Linked DNA regions of Mus musculus: all the other regions are linked to region 4. The links are chromatin loops, found by intact Hi-C in ENCODE. Cell type or tissue: heart. All regions are shown on one strand. Region 1 has its middle 6.1 kb from the start of Baalc. Region 2 holds the start of Cthrc1 (collagen triple helix repeat containing 1). Region 3 overlaps Rims2 (regulating synaptic membrane exocytosis 2). Region 4 has its middle 32 kb from the start of Gm45924.

Region 1 (5,000 bases), 230 kb after region 4:
GCAATGGGATTGACGGGGTTTCCTAACCTTTGCCAATCTGATTGGTAAGAAATGATATGCTAGTTTTTTAAAAAATTTCAAAACTTTATTTTTCAGTAACTGTTAGCGATTCATAAATTCCCCATTAAGTTACAGAATGTAAAGTGTTGCAGTGGATGTTTTCCACAGCCCAGTGAAGCAGTGTGAAGACACATGGCAGGTGTCTGAGATACACGCTAGAGGTCTAAACTTAAAACACTCCAACTGATCAAAGCTTTTTCATTTTCATGGACCTCAATATATATATTTTTAGATTCAATAAAGAAAAAATAACATGTAATTTCTCATATCTGTCTCAGAGAACGATTTATTAACAACTTTAGAATCCAGTTGTTCTAAGTCCAGAAAACAACAAGGAATAAAAACACAACCAGGGAATCAGCTATCACTTTCTTAAAGAGCCTGCCACTTCTAAAGCAGTTGAACCAAGAGATAAAAGGAAACAGAGGACCTTTGTCTATCTTGGCTGCTAAAACAAAATGACCCTACAGCAGGTGGTTTGTAGATAGAAAGTTTCTACTAGGTCTAGAGGGTGAGAAGGCCCAGATGGAGACACCAGCAGGTTCATTATCTGGTGAAGATTCATTCCCTGTTTCAAAGATGGCGCCCTTTGATGCTTCCTCACATGACCAACTGGGGCAGATGGCTTCTTCAAACTTTCGTAAAAAGGCACAGGTTTTATCCATGAGGGAAGGGTCCACATGATAATCTCTTTGTGAAGGTCGTACCTTTATCACTATTGTACTGGAAATTAGCTTCCAGTATATAATGTATGGGCAATGCCAACATTCTACAAAGCAGAGCACAAAACTATGACTGAAGGAAGACTCTAAAGAGCAAACCTCTCAAGGCTCTGGTGGCTCCAGATACCTTTAGGTCAGTCTAAGGGAGTCACCTGAAGGGAATTTTAAAGTCCTTTATTGATTAGATCTTTTAGCTTTGTGGTAAGAGGCCAGGCCATGAGCAGGATACTGTGTCTGACATGTAAAGAGATAAACGTAAGCTAAGCCCTCTCATCCCAGCAGAATCAGGTCCTTGGGACCTCAACCAAGAAAAGCCCAACACTCCTTGAGTAAAGCAGTCCAAAGATGGAAAGTGTGATGCTGAGAGCCACTGGGACTTTTCAGCCCTGGCCCTTGTGTCACCCTAAGAGTCACGCTAAGAGAGTATCCGTGGTAAGAATGTGGCTTGGTAGGTGCTTGGGATTGCACAGCTAAATAATGCCCCTGGCTGTGGTGGTGATGGAGCCCTGGAACCGAAGGAAATGGGATCCACAGTAAGCTTCACAGAGGAGGAGGAGACATGGGTACAGGAGGCATTGCCTTTTAAGGGCCTCATCCCTTCTTCTTACAGATCATTTGGTATTGCCAGACTTTCTTGGACACTCCAGCCACCAAATAATCTAGCACACACCTTTAATCTCAGCACTTGGGAGGAGGGGCAGGCAGATTTCTGAGTTCCAGGACAGCCTGGTCTACAAAGTGAGTTCCAGGACAGCCAGGACTACACAGAGAAACCCTGTCTCAGAAAACAAAACACCAAAACAAACAAACAAAAAAAAGAGCAGAGTATGCACACACTCATGCATTGAAAATTGGTAGAGGAGAGACAGCAAATATCTTCTAGTAGTTATCCTTGGTAGGTTGTAGGTAATTTTCACTTTCTTTTCACTGTAGCCAGTTTCCTACATAAAACACCTATTTTTAAAAAACTTTTAAAAGTTACTCTTCTCTTATATATTGCATCCCAACTGCAGTCTCTCCCCACTCCCCTCTCCTCCACCCCTGGACCACCCACACCTCCTTCATTTTTCTTCTGGTAAGGGTAGGCATCCCAGGAATGTCAAACAAGTATGACATATCAAGTTGCAATAAGAACAGGCACTTCCCGTCATGTGAAGGCTGGATGAGGCAACCTAGTAGGAGGAAAAGGATCCCCAAAACAGGCAAAAGAGTCAGAGACAACGGCCACTCTCACTGTTAGGAGTCACACAAGAAGACCAAGCTACGCAACTGTAACATATGCAGAAGACCTAGGTCAGGCGTCTCCCTGAGCACCCAGGAGCCCTGGTTAGTTGATTCTGTGAGTTTTCTTGTGGTGTCCTTAACAACTCTGGCTCCTACAGAATCTTTCCTCTTACGAAGAATTCCGCAGCATTTAGCTGTGGGTCTCTGTGTCTGCTCCTATCAGTTGTTGGATGAAGGCTCTCTGATGACGATTACACCAGGCTCCTGTCTACAAGTCCTGTAGAATATGGGAGTTATTTCATTACACCTCCCTTCCCCAGTTATGTTTGGCTCTATTGTATGTCTCTGGGCTCTCCAGTCTCTGGTTCCTGGGCCTCCAGGCAATGGGGTGGGCTCCCTCTTGTGGCATGGCTCTCAAACTGGATCAGTCATTGGTTGGCCACTCCCACAATTTCTGAGCTACCTTTGCCCCAGCACGCGTTGCAGAAAGGACAAATAATAGGTCGAATGTTTTATGCCTGAGTTGGCGTCCCAGACTCTCCACTGGAAGTCTTGACTAGAGAGAAAGAATACTGAGAGAGACAAGTGCAATTGAGGGGCATTTGGAAGTGAGGTAGAAACCTAGTGCAAAGGAAACAGCAGGGAATTTAAAGGGTGACCCTAGCTAAGACTCCCAGTAATGGGGGATATAGAGCCTAAATTGGCCATCTCCTGTAACCAGAAACAGCATTTATTTATTTATTTATTTATTTATTTATTTAATGCATATGAGTACACTGTCACTGTCCTCAGACACACCAGAAGAGGGCATCAGATCCCATTACAGATGGTGCTGAGCCACCACGTGGTTGCTGGGATTTGAATTCAGGACCTCTGGAAGAGCAGTCAGTGCTCTTAACTGCTGAGCCATCTCTTCACTCCCTAAAACATCTATTTTTAAAAGTAAGGTAAATAAACATAATTTTATAAAAGGAACTGCAAGATGTTGTGGGCTGAAGTGAATCTTAAGATTCGTGAACTGGAAGCTACTCTAACGAAATAACACACAAGGTATACCTTTAAAGTTTTTCAGAGAAATATCCAAGGAAAAGGAAAGGGGGTCAAGAAGTGTTTGGGGCAACCTAGGGGGAGTACAGGCTGCTAGAGTGGTCACAGTAATACTACCCGCCTTAGAAACAGCAACCAAGTGGAGGGAACTGAATTTTTATTATAGCCCAAAGAAGTTACCACGGAGACCTGGTGAGCACAGCCTCAGATCTGCAGAAATGAAGCTTCCAAAAGGGAAGCACCACTGTGGGGTCAGAGAGGGAAGGAGGTCGGTGGGGGGAAGGTACAGAGTCCAAGGAGAGCACAGGAAGAGCGCAGCTTTCCCTGTGGGCTGCCTCTCAGATTTCCAGGCTGTTTGTTTCCTGCCGGTTTCGCTGTAGGGCAGTGCTTCTCTGCCTTCCTAACACTGAGACCCTTTAATAAAGCTCTTCATGTTGTGGTGACCCCCAACCATAAAGTTATTTTTGTTGTGACTTTATTACTCTAAGTTTGCTACTCTTGTGGATGGTAAATATCCGTGTTTTCTGATGGAGCCATGTGTTGGGGTCATTCAACTCCAAAGGGGTCGCAACCCACATGTTGAGAACCAGTGCTGTAGGCTTCAGAAATCAGACACTGTGGTTGCTGCTCTTGGTTCCGGCATTACCTCTGCGGTGTTCCCCTTGCCTGTGGCTGAGGGCTTCAGGAAGCTGTTTCCTCAGTAACCTCAGTGGCTAAAGGCAGATGTGACAGACTCTCAGGGAACAGAGGATCCAGGCACGATGGTCAGGACCTGTGTCCTTAGGGATTACAAGTGCAGAATTCAGTCTCTTCCCCAACTCTAGCTGTTCAAGTCCCAGTTCACCTTTTTGTTCTTCAGCCAATTAAACATTCTGAAACGTGTTGCTCAGTTTCCCCTTTGATTCTTGCTTTCTTTAGCTATAATGCACACATCATGTTGTTGATCTATCAAACACAATTAAATGATTTCAGCTCTTATAGCTGTACTGCCAACTGCACCACCAATTTTAGAACATTTTCATTACCTGGAGGAAAAATAGCATACCTCTTACGAGTAATTTTTCATCTCATCCCAACACCCATGCCCTTGGTGACCACTGAGCTACCTTCCCACCGCTAGAATGGCCTCTTTCTGAGTATTTCATAATGTGGATTTACAAACTACCTTCTGTAAAGTGGCTTTTCAGTTAGTTAGCATAATGTTTCAAGCTTTGTTGGTGTACAGCATATATCTGCATTTCCACTGATGTGTATTAATCCACCCACCAGCTGGTGGGATGTTTGGTTTTTTTCTGCTTTTCAGTTACTAGGTATAACACTGCCACAAACATTGTGTGAGTTACTTGTCTTATTGCTGAGACAATATACCTACCTGACTCAAGCAATTAGGGAAGAACAGAGGGATTTATTTTGTGTTGTAAAAACTATTTAATTTCATTCTGGGGTTTCTACTCCACCTTTGACCATTCAGTTCCCAGATAAAATACATATAACCTTTATATTTATATTAATCCTTTAATGCACTAGAGATGGGCAGATATCTACCCTCTAAGCTATTAGAATCTCCTTCCCCATCAATTACCCTGAATTATAATTGGCCATGTTATCTGGGCTTCTCTTAAATCCAGTTGGCTAGCCCTGGCCATGTTTTCATGACTCACTTACCCCATGGTGTCTTCTCCTCCCTCCACCTTCTCTCTCTCCTCCTCATCTTTGTGGTCTCTGCTCCAGCTGCAAGCCCAGGAACCAAAATCCCACCTATCCCTCTTCTGCCCAGCTATGGGCAGTCAGCATCTTCATTCAAGCAGTGGTTTTAAATTAAGGATCAAGGTACATTGGTGGCAATACACAAGGCCTTGTGGGCCAGTATTAGCATTACAATACATAGCAAAAGAGCAAACCTCAACAATTTGGGGATGCAGTCCAAAGAAGCAAGAGGCACAGAAG
Region 2 (5,000 bases), 380 kb after region 4:
CCTGGTCTCTGCATTCCTCTCTGGTTCTGCAGCACCCCGCGGGGGTCTGGGCGGGCGGAGCTGCGGAGGAGGGGCGGGCTAGACCCGGGACCCAGGCCTATAACAGTATGCAAGCTCCGGGCGTCCAGGGGGTGGGAGGGAAGAAGGGAGGGCGGCGCTCAGTGAAAGGCGCATTGATGCGGCAGGCTGCAGGGCTGGGCCAGACGCTGAGCAGGGTCAGGCTCCTGCCGACCCCTTTACCTCCTGCTCCGCGCTTCGCAGCCACCGCACACCATGCACCCCCAAGGCCGCGCGGCCCCCCCGCAGCTGCTGCTCGGTCTCTTCCTTGTGCTGCTGCTGCTGCTACAGTTGTCCGCACCGATCAGCGCCTCTGAGAACCCCAAGGTGAAGCAAAAAGCGCTGATCCGGCAGAGGGAGGTGGTAGACCTGGTAAGTCTGAGAGTCGGTCCTGACCTCAGTGCTGGAGGAGAAGACTCAGCCAGGATCGCACCGGGAGGGCATCAGTATAGATGGTGGTGGTGCTGACCGTAGGGGTGAGTGTAGGGCAGCACGTTAAGAAGCTTGAGTGCCTCAGTGTCCTGCCTGTGTACCTGTGTGGGGACGGATCTGACGCACGCCTGCAGCAGAGTCTTGAACCGCTACGGGAGATCATGAGAGGTCACCACATGCTCCGACGTGGGTCAGGTGGGATGCCCAAATCCGTGTAAGTCGCCCAGTAATTTCTGGCTCCAGGGGAGGCCACCGTTGGGAGAAGTGGGGGGATGCTGTGGCTGCAACTGGAGTAGATTGAGTTAGTCAGTTGATTTCAAAAGAAAGCCCGAGGAAGACCCTAGGCCAGCTGGCCGCTTGGCCCTGGGCCAAGGCTGTGCAACGTGTCCTTTGTGAGGACCAGTGGCCACGGTCTGGCCACGTCTGCCTGGAGGAGAGGCTAACAACCCCCACAAAGCATTTGTTCAGCTAACTTGAAGATTATGAATCACTTTGTGTCATCTCCCTGGGAAATATGAACTGCAGTTTACTCCTTAGAGGACCACAGCTTGAGCCAGGAGTGGTCAGAGGCTTTGAAGCTGAAGGGGAAAAATGAAGGCCCCACTAGGAGCCCTTCCAAGGACCCATTTTGCCTGATCTGTTTAAAACAGATGAGCAGTCAGGTCTTAACCAGTCAGGAACACTGTACTCAAGCTAAGGGGAAGGAAAGCGCTCCCAGGAAAGCAAATATCCCAAGGGCTTTCTGAGAGGCTAATCTGTGGGAAAGTCTGTTTGCTTAAAACCTTTCCCTCTAAAAGTCAATAAACCTAGTGGAGGGCAGAGAGTTTGTCTGTCCCACTCAAAAGCCAGCCATCGATAGATTTGTAGTCTTTGGCACATCATAAACTTCTGTCCTTAAACCAAGCTATATGGTTGTCAGGCACTGCGATACATAAAGGACAGGGGACATTTACTTATTTTATTATTATTATTTTTTTTTTAGATTTGAATTTCTTCCACTGACATTCTAAGTTGAGCTAATAAACCAAGCTCCTTGACAGCTAGTTCTAAACTGATTCAAAAGCACTGGGGGAAAATCCCTGCTGTTTCACGCAGCAGTGGTAGGGTTTTGTTGTTTTATGCTCTGATATATAATTTTCCTCCACAAAAGCATACTGTGTTGGAGCTACAGTTCTATTTTGAGTGCCTAAGTTGTTAAAAAAAAAAAAAGTGCCACATGAATGTGGCTCGTGTGCAGTTTGCGTATTATGAATGTGTAGTTAAGATACATAAAATAGTCATTTCCCCATAAAGCTAGCATTTTCCCCCTCTAAGGATTATACAGTACCACAACTCTACCCCAACTTGGAAAAGCATACTGTGCTGCCAGGCTCAGGTGCATCCTGTAGATTGGATTTGGTTCTGGTGTCAGAAAAAGTCCACACAGTCATTAGGAAGGTTTCCACAGATTCTATAAAGCGACTTTGTATAGGCGCTTTCAAAGCGTGTCTTTCACGCTCCCACTGAATTCTGCCCCCTGGTGGCCAACACAGGAAATGGGGCGTTGGGTGAGGGAATTTGAGCTTCCATTCACATGTTTTCATTTTGTTGACTTTCACTAATGATTCTAAATACCTATTGGAACTAGCATTTTAAGTTAAGAAAAGACAAACATACTCTATGTAGCATCTTTCCTGAGAGGAATTTAGAAATTATCAAATCATACTAGAGGAATTTACAACAATAAATGAAATGTTAAAGTAAAAAATTTAATTGGAATTCATTGTGTTTTGAAAAGTCTAACATCATCCCTGTTTCTATGTGAACTAATACAAGGATAAGTGCAGGAATTGATAAGCAACGCTCAAAATATTTCCACTGTAGCTCAATGGTAGAGTACTTGCCTGATATGTGTAAGGTTCTAAGTTCAAGCCTCATTGATGTAATGTGAACATGCGTGCTCTCTCTCTCTCTCTCTCTCTCTCTCTCTCTCTCTGTGTGTGTGTGTGTGTGTGTGTGTGTGTGTGTGTTTTGAGGTGTGGTCCCATGTATCCCAGACTAGGCACAAATTTGCTGTTTTGACAGGATCCTAAACTCTGGGTCCCTGCCTCTGCTTCCCAGGGGAAAGGGATTACAGGCACACGTGTGCTACCAACTGTTAACTTCATGGCAAGAATGCTTATTATCATCTTCATTTTATTCATAAGGAAATGGGCACTGAAATGCTGAGTAAATGGCCTGGTCTCATACATCTAAGACGGGATGAGTCTAGTATTTAAAAAAAAAAAAAAAAAAAAGGTTCTAGAATCCACGCCTTTAAATTCTACAGCACACAGAAAGAAACAACAGAACAGAGAACACTAGCGCTTACAGATGGTTTGCTAGATTATTACACACCTGCTGAGGACAGGGGATCACGTGAAACTAACTGGGCCACAGACTCCTCTTGAGGAAGACAGAATGGACTGGAGAAGTTCTACCCACTGCACTTTCCTCTGCATAAAAATGGGAAGAGCAGAGGAGGTGCACATACAACTTAGAGATGCTGTGATACAAGACAGCTACTGACTGCTAAAGTTTTATTTCACAATTATTTCCCTAGCAATTAATCTTAGGGAAATCACTCAAAAGGAAAAAAATCTATATGGCCAAGTATTCTCATTATATTAATATTTATAACAAAAAAGAGAAATAACCAAAAACAAGCATTAAAAATCTTGTATAGTAATGTAAAAGTTCCAAGAACCAAGTCCCTTGATAAAATATGGGATTATGGGCCTGGCAGTGGTGGTGCATGCCTTTCTTTAATCCTAGCACTTGAGAAGCAGAGAGAGTTCTGGGACAGCCAGGGGTACAAGGAGAAACCCTGTCTCTTAAAAACAAAACAAAACAAAACAAAACAACAATAACAACAAACCCTAAAACAAACAAATAAAAAGAAAGGGATTGTAAGAAGCTAACATAGAATGTCAGGTTCTGGAGGAGAAATTTTAAACACCCTTAAAATGAGTTCGCCATAATAATCCATTAGAACACGGACGAGGTGGGTTAGAGGGACTCTGCCAGTTTATTAAAAATAAACGCAGCTGTGATCATTTGACTCTCACATACTGTTTATGTATTCATGACTGTATTTCTTTATTTACTTATTTTGTACTGGGGATCAAACCTTGAGCATCCTGCATGCCAGGCAAGAGTTCTACCACTGGACTACCTCCCTATGCCCTACACTGAGTCTGCATGTTAAGTAATGGTACTGTCCCCCTTTCTCCTTTGCACCGAAGTATAATGGAATGTGTCTACAAGGACCAGCAGGAGTTCCCGGTCGTGATGGGAGCCCTGGGGCCAACGGCATTCCTGGCACACCTGGCATCCCAGGTCGGGATGGATTCAAAGGGGAAAAGGGAGAATGCTTAAGGGAAAGCTTTGAGGAGTCCTGGACCCCAAACTATAAGCAGTGTTCGTGGAGTTCGCTGAACTATGGCATAGATCTTGGGAAAATTGCGGTAAGTAAAGCCCAAATTATAATAAAGTTGAAGCAAAATATAAGAGTTTGTATAAGTCATTGCCAAATTTATTTTTTATTTTGTTGTTAAACCAAAGGACCTTAAATTAAAAGATTCAGGATAGGTAATGTGCTGACTTTTTACTTAAAAATTAATTTAAAAAAATGGTAACGTTTCAGCTAATTTTATAAAGGCATTTCTAAGATAGATAATCACTATTTTATAAAGCAAACGCAAAAAGTATAGCTTTTTTTTTTTTTTCAAATTAGACAGGAACCAGTCTTGTAAAGTAACTTTAAATTAATCTAATACATCCTGCTGTAGCTTCAGAGCTAAAAGTGGAAGATGAACCTAAAAATTACCACGTGACTGGGATCCCTGCTTCGGGGAGTCCTTTTGTCCTTGGTCGCCGTGCTCAGCTTAAAACTGCTGAAATTAGGGGAACTGAAGTCAATGCTAGTGATTTAAAATAGTGACGATGGTGATTCTGTAATATTTGTGTAAGGAGAAGCACGCAAAATAGCATGTCAGGGAGGGCATTTTGATGAATGATCCAGGGACTGTTGAGTGGTCCAGTGATTAGTGCTTTGTCTCCAAGAGGCCCCGGGTGTAGCTGAGGGGGAGCATGCGGAGCCTCGTGTGCTTAAGGCCCTCGGCCGGATGAAGTGCCATTGGCGAGTCCGGGGGGGCGGGGGGGGCGGGGGGGGGCGGGGGGGGGGGAGAAGAGACAGAGCTGAGAAAGTCCGTGCTGTTTCCGTATCTTCTTTTGATGACCACCTCTGTTTCTGCCTCCTTAGCTATAATTTGGTGCTTCATGGTTCTGCTTACCACGACCACCCGGAAAACAGAAGTTTATTTTCATAAAACTCTAAGGTTTTAAGTTGTATGGCATCATCCATGTTTTTCATCTCAACCTCTTCTGCTCTATTTTAAAAGTTCAAGAATGCCTTGATTCTGTGTGACAGGTTTTCATCTAGCTACCACATTTTGGTTATATATATGTATATATATTAAAGAAAGTGTGAT
Region 3 (5,000 bases), 520 kb after region 4:
AGAATCAGACAACCAGGGTCTAACTCCCATTGTTACTTGGTTTACCTCAGTGTGTGTGTATTTGTAAAATGGGAATGACAATATGCATCTCAGAAGCTGTTTTGAAAATTCAGTTTATACTTGCAAAGCTCTTAAAATATTGTCTAAAATATCATACACACTCTGTTTTTTAAGAAATAAATTAGTTTTGAACAAAACAAAACCTTGACCACTATTGAGAATGTTATCAGCAAATACTTTCAACAACTATTATGAGGGTAGTGTTACATTTGTTAGGAAAGTCCTAGATCTTCCAAAGTTACTTAGTACACCTCTCCAGTGGCTTGAGAGACCCTAGATGTATTATTGTACAGCTCTACAGGTCGATACCTCACATAGCCTTGTTGGGTTACAGTCAAGGTGAAGGCTCAAGTGTGTTTCCTCTGGAAGCTCTATTTGCTTGCTCATTTTAGTTGGCCAAAGTGAACAGGTGGTGTGTGTGTGTGTGTGTGTGTGTGTGTATGCTTTTGTTTTTTGTTAATAGAACCAAGATTTCCGGTTTTTCACTAGCAGTTGTCTAGAGAATATCTTTACTTTTTAGAGGTCTCTTGCATGTAACCCTCTGTTTCAGAACTGACAGTGGGGCTGTATCCTTCTCTAGATGACATGACTCTCACACTTCTTTTATTATCTCATCTTTTTCTGCCTTTTCTTGTCCAAGGAGTATTGTGATTAATTGTGCTTGCCTATATCAGATATTCCAGAATAGTACCTTCCTCTTATAGCTGCAACTTTAAATTTCCTTTGGCACAAAAGGAAACATGTTCATATATTCCTAGGATTAGGACAGAACAGCTTTTATTGGGTGGAGGTCATTCTCCTTATTTTTCTATTGAGCACCAGTAGAAATAAATTTGAATACCCACACAAATGTATATGTGTGTGTATTTCTTTTTTTACTTTATATGTGTATTTTGCCTGCATGAGTATATGTGTACTTTAGTTGTGCACTTTTTATTTACTTAGGAGTTTCTTCCAGAGTTAGAATTTAGTCTACATCTGATCTACATATTTTTATGAGTTTTAAGGCAACACTACATATCGAGCCAGGGCTACATAGTGAGACAGTCTTCCCACTAAAAAAAGTTAAAGTAGAGATGGGACGGAAGAATTGAAGGTAAGCAGAATGAATTGTTTGGTGTTAAGGGTATAAAGATTAAAATACTCTTCCTAAATAGCACTTTAGTCAATAATTATATTTTCATAGGGTGTGGGGAAATTTAACATGTGGCTAAAGCAGGAGAGTCATTGAAATATTACCAGATATGGCATTTTCACTGTATGAAGGCTGTGCTGCATATTTTATATTGCAATTTAAGTAAAGATCTGTGTAACTATTAACTTTTCTTGTAGCTGTGACTAAACAGCTCAAGGGAAGAAAGACAATTTTCACTTGTAATTTCTGAGGGTCCTAGTGAACGGATGAGGCAAAGCTTCTTGTCCTGATCCGTGGTGGCAGCAGCACTTGGTGTGGTCGTGCACAGGGTAGGGGTCAGGAAGCAGAGAAAACACATGTGCTAGAGCCAGAAGAACAGAAGTGCACCTTTCTTTCTTCTTTTCTTTTTGCTGTTTTTTTTCAATTTTTTAATTAGGTATTTTCTTCATTTACATTTCAAATGCTATCCCAAAAGTCCCCCATACCCCCTACTCCCCTACCCACCCACTCCCACTTCTTGGCCCTGGCGTTCCCCTAAACTGAGGCATATAAAGTTTGCAAGACCAAGGGGCCTCTCTTCCCAGTGATGGCTGCCTAGGCCATCTTCTGCTACATATGCAGCTAGAGACACGAGCTCCGGGGAGTACTGGTTAGTTCATATTGTTGTTCCTCCTATAGGGTTGCAGATCCCTTCAGCTCCTTGGGTACTTTCTCTAGCTCCTCCATTGGGGGCCCTGTGATCCATCCAATAGCTGACTGTGAGCATCCACTTCTGTGTTTGCCAGGCACTAGGAAAGAAATCAGGAACCATAGATTTGAGCATCAGCAACAGAATACAAGAGATGGAGGAGAGAATCTCAGGTGCAGAAGATTCCATAGAGAACATGGACACAACAATCAAAGAAAATGCAAAATGCAGAAAGTATACTTTTCAAATGCCTGCCCTAAAGACTGCAGCCTACAATACAGAGCCTCAGCTGGGAAACAAGTGACTGCATAGTTTGTGAGGGGTTATTCCTTTTCTTACAGTAAAGTGTATATATATATATATATATATGTGTGTGTGTGTGTGTGTGTGTGTGTGTATATAATTTTGTTCTTTTGGAATTAGTAGCAAAGAGTGTGTTTAAATGAAAAAAGTAGTTCTGTGAGTTCAGCTTTATGACTGTGTTTAAAGTGTGATCAGATCATTTGGCAGTCATGGATGTTAGAAGTAGCTGTGAAATAAAATCCAACAAATAACCCCTAAATATTAACATACATTCATATTACCATTTATTGTGTTATATGCTAGCATAGACCATGTTTCAGAGTCCAGTTAGAATATAGAAGCTACGATAGTTCTTTGAGCAGAAAAACATTAATATAGATTATCCTGAGGCAGAGTACCCATGAATTGAAAAAAATGGACGAAGCTTTTTCCTTTGTGCCTGAGGCTGAGATTCAGACACTGTGGAGGTGTGGCTGCGGCCCACTTTGCTGTCTGGTGCTTGCCAAGCTAGGGCAAACAAAGTCGTCTGTTTTTATGAAAGGAAGTCATTTGTGGGGGCTGTTGGCCTTGGTGGATAGGCTGCCTGTGGTGCTCAAGGAACCCTTTGGGAAGCTTATTGGAATGTCAGTCAGATTTACTAAGAGCTTGCCGGTGGGAGTGCCTCCAGAATTTGCTGGAAGGAAGGCCTGTGGGGTGCTGGTGAAGCATACAAGTAGGTCTAATACTAGTGGGTATTCATTAGCTCCAGGTAGCCATGTAAACAAAAGCAACAAAGCACGGAGACATTTCTTCCTTTAATGTCATCATGGCTCCCTCTACTGTCAAATCTTAACATTGCACCCCAGGGAAAAATACAAAGCTGGGCAGAGAAGGGTAGATTTGGAACCGAGAGGCAGTGGATTTTTAATAGGCTGCCTGTCATAGACGATGCTGTCCTCAAATGCCCATATGTAGAACAGCATTGACTTACTTTTTATTCTATATGATTCTTTCTCTGGGCTACGGGGTGCGTGTGTCTATTCTGCACCATTATCATCCCCGGCATAGACTATTATGTATGCACACACTCTCTGTAATGTTGTGCATAGAGCAGTAGAGAACAGTGTTGAATCAAATTGTCTCCTTAAGTTTCTTCTCAGAAGTGCATGCATAACTTCTGCTTACATTTTGTACAAAGCATGTTTTATGATCATGCCTAGGTTAGAGTAGAAGGAATGTATCTCATCATGTGGAAGAACAAGAAATAAGTCGTGGGTTAATAGGATTGATACTGTAAAGTTTGGCAGTGTCTACGACAGTTATTTATAATTTATCCTTAAAAATCTTGTCTGGGTTTGACGTTTTTACAAGATCAGCAAAAATTGGTATTGACATAAAAATGGTATGCTTAACTTCTGGATCAGTAAATTTTAATTGCAGTAAGTGTAGCTATTTGCATAAAACAGTGTGGACCAGAACACACTTAAGGAGCAGGAAAAGTTTTTTGAAGGCTAGATACAAATTAAACTTTGTTTAAAAATTTGCATTAACTTTAGCTTACACAAGATATATGAGATATGAAATCTTTTAGTCTTTGTGTGTGTATTTAATGTGTGTGTGCATATTTCTTTATGTGTGTGGGTGTGACATGCATTCATGTGGAGGTCAGAGGACAGCATCCAGTATTCACCTGCTCCTTCCACCTTGACACAGGCTCTTAGTTTTTAGAAAGCTTTGTAAGACAGACTAGCTGTTTCTCAAGCATCCGGAAATTCTCCTGTCCCCATCTTTGATCCCGACGTAGGAGCACTGGACTACACTTGCTGTGGGCTACTATGTCTGGCTTTCTGTGGATTCGGGGAGATGTGGATTTATGTCCTCATGTTTGCATAGTAAGCACTTTACTCTCTGAGCTACTGAGCTGCTCTTCCCAGCCCTGGAACAGGAAATCTTTTGATACTGAAGAAGAGTTTTCATTTTTGGCCAGTTGTGGGTAGAAGATAAAAAAATAAATAAAAATGAGATGCTTTGACTAGAGTTTCAGCACCATCATAACATTTCGTTGTGAAAAAATTAAATAAGCTCTACAAAAATCTACAAAATGTTAAAAACAAAAGCTGTGATCTCTAAACTGAAATCCTAATGCCAAGGTCCTCTAGGATTCATGTCAAATTGGACATTCGAAGTGCAAAGGTGCACAGACCATAGTCCTGTGACTGTCAGTAGACAGGACAGCAGCCTCCAATTAAACACACTCATTTTTCTCCAGCAAAATGGATGAATATTTACATGTGAATCAGGGATTTTTCTTGAAAGAGATTTTTGCTTTGTTTTCCAGAGATTTCGTATTTTGGAATTATAGTAAGGAAATTACAGGATTAAAGTGGCACTATACAGATGAAAGTGCCCATAAACTATGAGTTCATTATAGCCACAATGACTATTGATGACATCGTCATTTCTAGTCACTCAGGTAATATTTAAAGGGAAGAAGTGAAATTCTTGTTTCTTATGCATATTGTATAAGACAAACATTGTGGTCTTTCAAGAATTTTTGAAATATATTTTCAAGAATTTTTTATGATGGTCTCTTCAGATTCTTCTTGTTGGCGACCACTGATAAGGAAGTCTATACAAGCATATTGTAAAACCTTTAGAAATGCCCTCATTCTTTTTGGAAAATATTGATGGAAAGTCTTTGTCTTCTTAGGATTGTGATTATTTATCTTCAAATTTTACTTCAAAGGTAGTAGTATTTTTTGACTTATGGTCTTCTTTTTTCTTTCTTTATTTTTAGGTATGTCTTAATACCAGGTATTGCTGCTGCTGTTGAAG
Region 4 (5,000 bases):
GTGAGTTCAGTCCATGGTGGAGTAGTGGTGGTGTTGCTGGCAGCCACCATTTGGGAGAGGATTGGTCCTGTTCCCTTGCCTTCTTCCCAAGGAGTCTCCTGGGTCTCCTCTATGAAGCCTAGGTAATTGTAAGACGTCTTGAAAACATTTGGAGACCATTCTTACCTGATGCCGTAGCCTTTGTCTGTGGTGATAGAATGGTCAGCCCTGTTTCAGTGTAGGAGTTAAGCCACAAATACATACATGTGCACATGCATGTGTGATGCTGGGCATAGAACCCAGGGCTGACACGTGCTAGGTAACCAGTCATTCCACCACTACATTCCCCAGCCCTACAACTTGGGCTCACAAACTTTGTGTCAGAGACATGTTTCAATCTTATCATTTCTGACTGCTGGGATCTTCCCATGACATCCTCGGTGTCATGTGAGTGGCCGGAGCACACCCCTTACTCTTTGCAATAGAAATGAGCTTGGAGAGTGGATTACCCAGGTACTAAACTGTGTTGGTGTTTGGCAGGAGCCCAGAGTAGTCTCAGATGGTGAGTCGTGCTTTAGTGACCTACAGCACAGTGCCCAGAAGATAGATTGCCTCTGCACTTCTGCTCTAGTTGTTCTTAAAGGAGCCTCTGTGGAGCTTGTCCTGATGGATTTTAGAGCAGGCACACATCAGGTAGTGTCTTCAGAGCACTCCTTTGTGCTCATCCACTCAGTACTGTGAGTGCCCCTCCCCCCTTTTAATTTATTTTTTTAAAGGCTTATTTATTATATGTAAGTTCACTGTAGCTGTTCAGGCACCCCAGAAGAGGGCGGCAGATCTCATTGTGGGTGGTTGTGAGTCACCATGTGGTTGCTGGAATTTGAACTCAGGACTTTCAGCAGAACAGTGTTCTTAACCACAGAGCCATCTCTCCAGCCCCGCATCTCTCCTCTTATTTCTGAATTATACTCCCAGGTATTGGAAATGAAACAGGAATTGATGTTGACAATTTTCTCTACTGGCTTCCTTTCCACCTTAAGAAAATATGCACAAAGCTAAAAACCACATGTGTAGATACTAGACTGCTTACAGTGAAAACCTTTGCTACCTTTAGAAAAATAGATGGTCATTGTTGTATTAGGGTTAGTAAAAGAAGAAATCATTTCTCAGTTTCTTGGTTAAAATCAAATGTAGTAAGTCAGTGAAAGACAGTTTGTAAAGTCTGTAACAGTGTTGTGTTATAGAGAAAACATGGAAAACATTACAATTTTGAGACCAGCACTCAGTTAAAAAATCCTTACTGCCAGGTGTGATGGTGCATGCTTGATCCTGTCCCTAGCTGGGGAGGCAGGTGGATCTTTGTGACCAGGGCAGCCTGGTCTACATAGTGAGTTCCAGAACAGCCAGGGCTATGTAGAGAGAAGACCCTGTCTCAAAAACAAAAATAAAAAAAAAATAAAATAAAACAACAAAAACATTACTAATTTTTTAAAAAAGTATGTCAGTGTAAACTCAGTCTTAGTCTGCATTTTTAAGAAGAATTATTTATTTTATGTATCTGAGTACACTGTCACTATGTTCAGACACACCAGAAGAGGGCATTGGATCCCATTACAGATGGTTGTGAGTCATGTGGTTGCTGGGAATTGGAGTCAGGACCTCTGGAAGAGCAGTCAGTGCTCTTAACCGCTGAGCCACCTCTCCAGCCCCTGAATTTTTTCTTTTTTTTTTTTTTAATGGCTCAGCAGTTAGTGCTCTTGCAGAGGACCCAGGTTTGATTCCTAGCACTTAAAGGCTCACAGGAACCTGTAACTCCAGCTCCGAGTGATCAGGAGTCTCTGGCTCTGTGGACACTGCACACACACAGATAAATACTCACACACAAAAACAAGTCTGTTAAGACTGAATGTAATTCTGGTTTCTCAGTAAGGATGTATTGCATTGGAAGCATCTCATTGTCCAGAAGATCTGCCTTCATGGTTTGTTTGGATACAAGCTCCATTATCTGAGAGAGATGGGGTTAGAGGGGAGCCACAGTGTTACTCAGTCAGAGACGCCTTTGCTGTTGTCTAGCTCTGCAGAAAAGACAGTCAGGAATGTTCAGCATGGAGACTGTAAAACTGGGCGTGGTGGCTCATACCTTCCATCCTATGGAGGCAGAGGCAGGTAGATCTCTATGAGTTCAAGGCCAGCTGGTCTCCAAAGTGACTTCTAGGACAGTCAAGGCTGTTAGAGAAACATTGTCTGGAGAAACAGAAATCAGGAAAATTAGACTTTTTAAGCAGGAGGCAGTGACAACGCAGAGATGTTCTGCCAGGTCTATGGGACTGAAATGGGCTGACCTGGCTTCATTTTACTTTGCCAAGAGCCAGATACATGGAGGACCTCAGCAGGTCCACCTTTCTTTCAAGGAGGACTTAATTTGCTCAAATAGTTCCTTTTATTTAACACAGATCACCATGTCTCATAGTTACACATTTTATATTTGGATTAATTCTTTTGAGTGTAGGTTTGTACAGATTTTATGTTTATTGAAAGCATAAAGTCACTTTGGCTTCCTATAAAAATCATGACCATGCAGGTCCCGTGTGTTGCCACCAGAGGGCTCTGCTGTGCTGCTGAAAAGAAATCACTTTCCTTGTTCTAAAATTTATATGATGTTAACAGAAGCCCACACGGGGCAACATTCTGCTTGGGGGTATTTTATTAAACCATATTAATAGAAAAGATCCAGAAAATGCTAAGTAATTAATTTTTTTTACTTAATTGCTCCCCTCATTTGTGTGTGTGTGAGTGAGTGTGTTTTGGACCCCAGGGTTTGGAGTTACAGACTGAGTGGAAGGAGGCGCTCTGGCACTCATCTTCCTCCTACCTTGCATCCAGGCAGTATCACTGGTCGTTCACATTCCTGCCATCATGCCTTCCCACTAGAGTGGACTGTCCCTTTTTAAACCTCATGCTCATATAAATCCTCCTCCACTTAAATTGTTGCCAGTTTTTTGGGCACAAAGGAGAAATGTAGCTAATATGGTGTCATCTGCCTGTCCGGAAAGTCAGCCTGTAGACCTGTACTTTGCTAATTCCAACCGCACAGTAGGTCTAGCTGAAGATAACGTTGTTCAAAATAATTGTCTATGATTATACAATAGTTAGTCTGGCTTTGTGCTGATCACTTGACTTGTAACTAACATGACAGGAATAGACATTTGGCTGTCTGTGTGGCTCCATGGTCATGTGGTGACCGTGTCTGGTAGTGAGCCCCTTTGCCCTTGCTGCCACATAGCCTGTATCTGTTGACCCCTTTCCCCCCTTCTTGATGTTCCTGTAACCAGAAGAGCTAGCCCTGCTTCTATTTACCTTGATGGCCAGATTTGATTTCCCAGCAATCTGAGAAAGGAGGGGAGGAAAGGACTGCTGTGTGAATCACTGTTAATGTGCCTTGGGTTGCTGCACACAGCATTCCCTCTGATCACAGAGGACTGCATACATTCTGTGCCCCTGTGCACGAGGAGAAACCGCTTGCAGTACTGAAAGACCGAAAGCTGTTTCTGATGGGAAATATTGAATCAGCAGAACTGAAAACACAGCTGTGTGCTTCTGATGGGAGCATAATTTCCTGTCTGTCAATGCCTACTTAGCATCCGTTGTGTGCAGGGCACTCACTGCACCGACTCTGGGGAGACATCAGGAGATGCTTCTGGATGACACGATCAGTTGAACAGCAAATGGGAGAAGTTCAGGCTCTTGCGAGAGGCACCGATGCCCTCGGGAAGAGGCACTGTGTTTAGGAAAGGGTCACATTTTATTAGTAGTGTGCAGGTAAGGAAGAGTCTTGTCTCTTCCCTGAGTGCAGAGACGCTGCCCTGCCCAGTAGCAGGCTAGGGTTGCTTACCCTTTGCACCGTGTACATTTTGGGTATATCCCTCCGCCAGAGTCTCCTTTGCTGTCTCTGCTGCTTATGTCTTCTCCAGGATATTTGACAGCCCCTTGGTGGCTACTCGTCCCCACCTCTTAGCTCTGAGGCAGGGGATGGCCAGTCACAGTTCTGAATCATGAGCTCATAGCCTACAAAAGCCTTATTCAAATGGGGCTTTCTCTCTTTTACACTTGGCTTTGCTGTGTTTCCTGGAAGCAGAATTTTCTTCAAATTTTTTTTTTTTTTTAATTTTCTGGGAACCGTTTTTTTTCCTTTATTTTTTATTTTATATTATGTACATGGGTGTTTTGCCTGCGTGTATATCTGTGCACCACGTGCATGCAGGGCCTTCAGGGGGCTGAAGAAGGCACTTCTTTGACTAGAATTACAGACAGCTGTGAGCTGCTGAGAATTGGGAACCCAGGTCCTTTGAAAGAGCAGCCAATGTTCTTAGCTGCTGAGAATCTCACACACCAAAGAAATTGAAACCACACAAAAACTTAGGAAGTTCAAAGCATGCGAAGTATATGCATGAGCCATGAAAACACACTAAGAAGCCAGATAGACAAAAATCACATGATGAAATCTATAGGCAGCTCCATAGACTCAAGCTCAGTGGTGGGAAGGTACCAAAGAGGTTGGTGATAGCAGTCGATTGGTAGAGGGTTTTAAAGAAAATGATAAAAAATAGATGTGTTGGTAATAGTTGTACAACTTTGTGAACATACTAAAAACCTTCAAGTGACCTAATTTTTAATTCTTTTAGTTTTTTAGTGTGTGTGTATGTGAGTCTGAGAGTAGAGGAGGGTGTTAGATCTCATGAGACTGGAGTTACAGTTGGTTGTGAGCTGTCTCGTAGATTCTGGGAACTGAACAAGGTCCTCTGGAAGAACAGCCAGTTCTCTTAACTGCTGAGCCATCCCTCTAGCCCCATGTGACACAATTTTAAAAACATTATTTTATGAAACTCAATTTAAACAGCCTACCTAGGGATATCTGGGATTCTCAATAGTGATTTGCTTTCTGTCTGCCTGCATAGTTTGAGGACATGCACGCCCCCATGCTCTCTTGATGGGTAAGGAGTCTTGAGCACTGAAGTTTCGCT

The links. Peaks named below come from ENCODE experiments on the same cell type or tissue, not always from the same donor. Only the 100,000 strongest peaks of a DNase experiment are listed, where the experiment ranks them.
Region 1: it touches region 4 in a loop (6-fold over the local background); 18 of 42 quality-filtered maps call a loop at or near these places.
Region 2: it touches region 4 in a loop (8-fold over the local background); 18 of 42 quality-filtered maps call a loop at or near these places.
Region 3: it touches region 4 in a loop (10-fold over the local background); 23 of 42 quality-filtered maps call a loop at or near these places.

The regions. Positions count from the first base shown.
Region 1 is chr15:38,925,343-38,930,342 of GRCm38, forward strand. No RefSeq gene overlaps it. Among named protein-coding and RNA genes, the nearest start is that of Baalc, 6.1 kb to the right of the region's middle. In heart, CTCF peaks have their summits at 2,410 (motif pointing left) and 2,614; a DNase peak (open chromatin) is centred at 2,429; H3K27ac peaks cover 1,050 bases.
Region 2 is chr15:39,076,731-39,081,730 of GRCm38, forward strand. It overlaps Cthrc1 (collagen triple helix repeat containing 1), which reads left to right and starts at 202. Exons shown (of 4, transcript NM_026778.3): 1 at 202-429; 2 at 3,753-3,974. The coding sequence starts at 274. In heart, no CTCF peak of the experiment used is centred here; a DNase peak (open chromatin) is centred at 2,001; H3K4me3 peaks cover 1,066 bases; H3K27ac peaks cover 1,013 bases; H3K27me3 peaks cover 359 bases.
Region 3 is chr15:39,214,448-39,219,447 of GRCm38, forward strand. The region is part of intron 1 of Rims2 (regulating synaptic membrane exocytosis 2); the gene reads left to right. Among named protein-coding and RNA genes, the nearest start is that of Rims2, 19 kb to the left of the region's middle. In heart, a CTCF peak has its summit at 3,013 (motif pointing left); no DNase peak of the experiment used is centred here; H3K4me3 peaks cover 288 bases; H3K27ac peaks cover 231 bases.
Region 4 is chr15:38,694,043-38,699,042 of GRCm38, forward strand. No RefSeq gene overlaps it. Among named protein-coding and RNA genes, the nearest start is that of Gm45924, 32 kb to the right of the region's middle. In heart, CTCF peaks have their summits at 792 (motif pointing right) and 2,582 (motif pointing right); no DNase peak of the experiment used is centred here.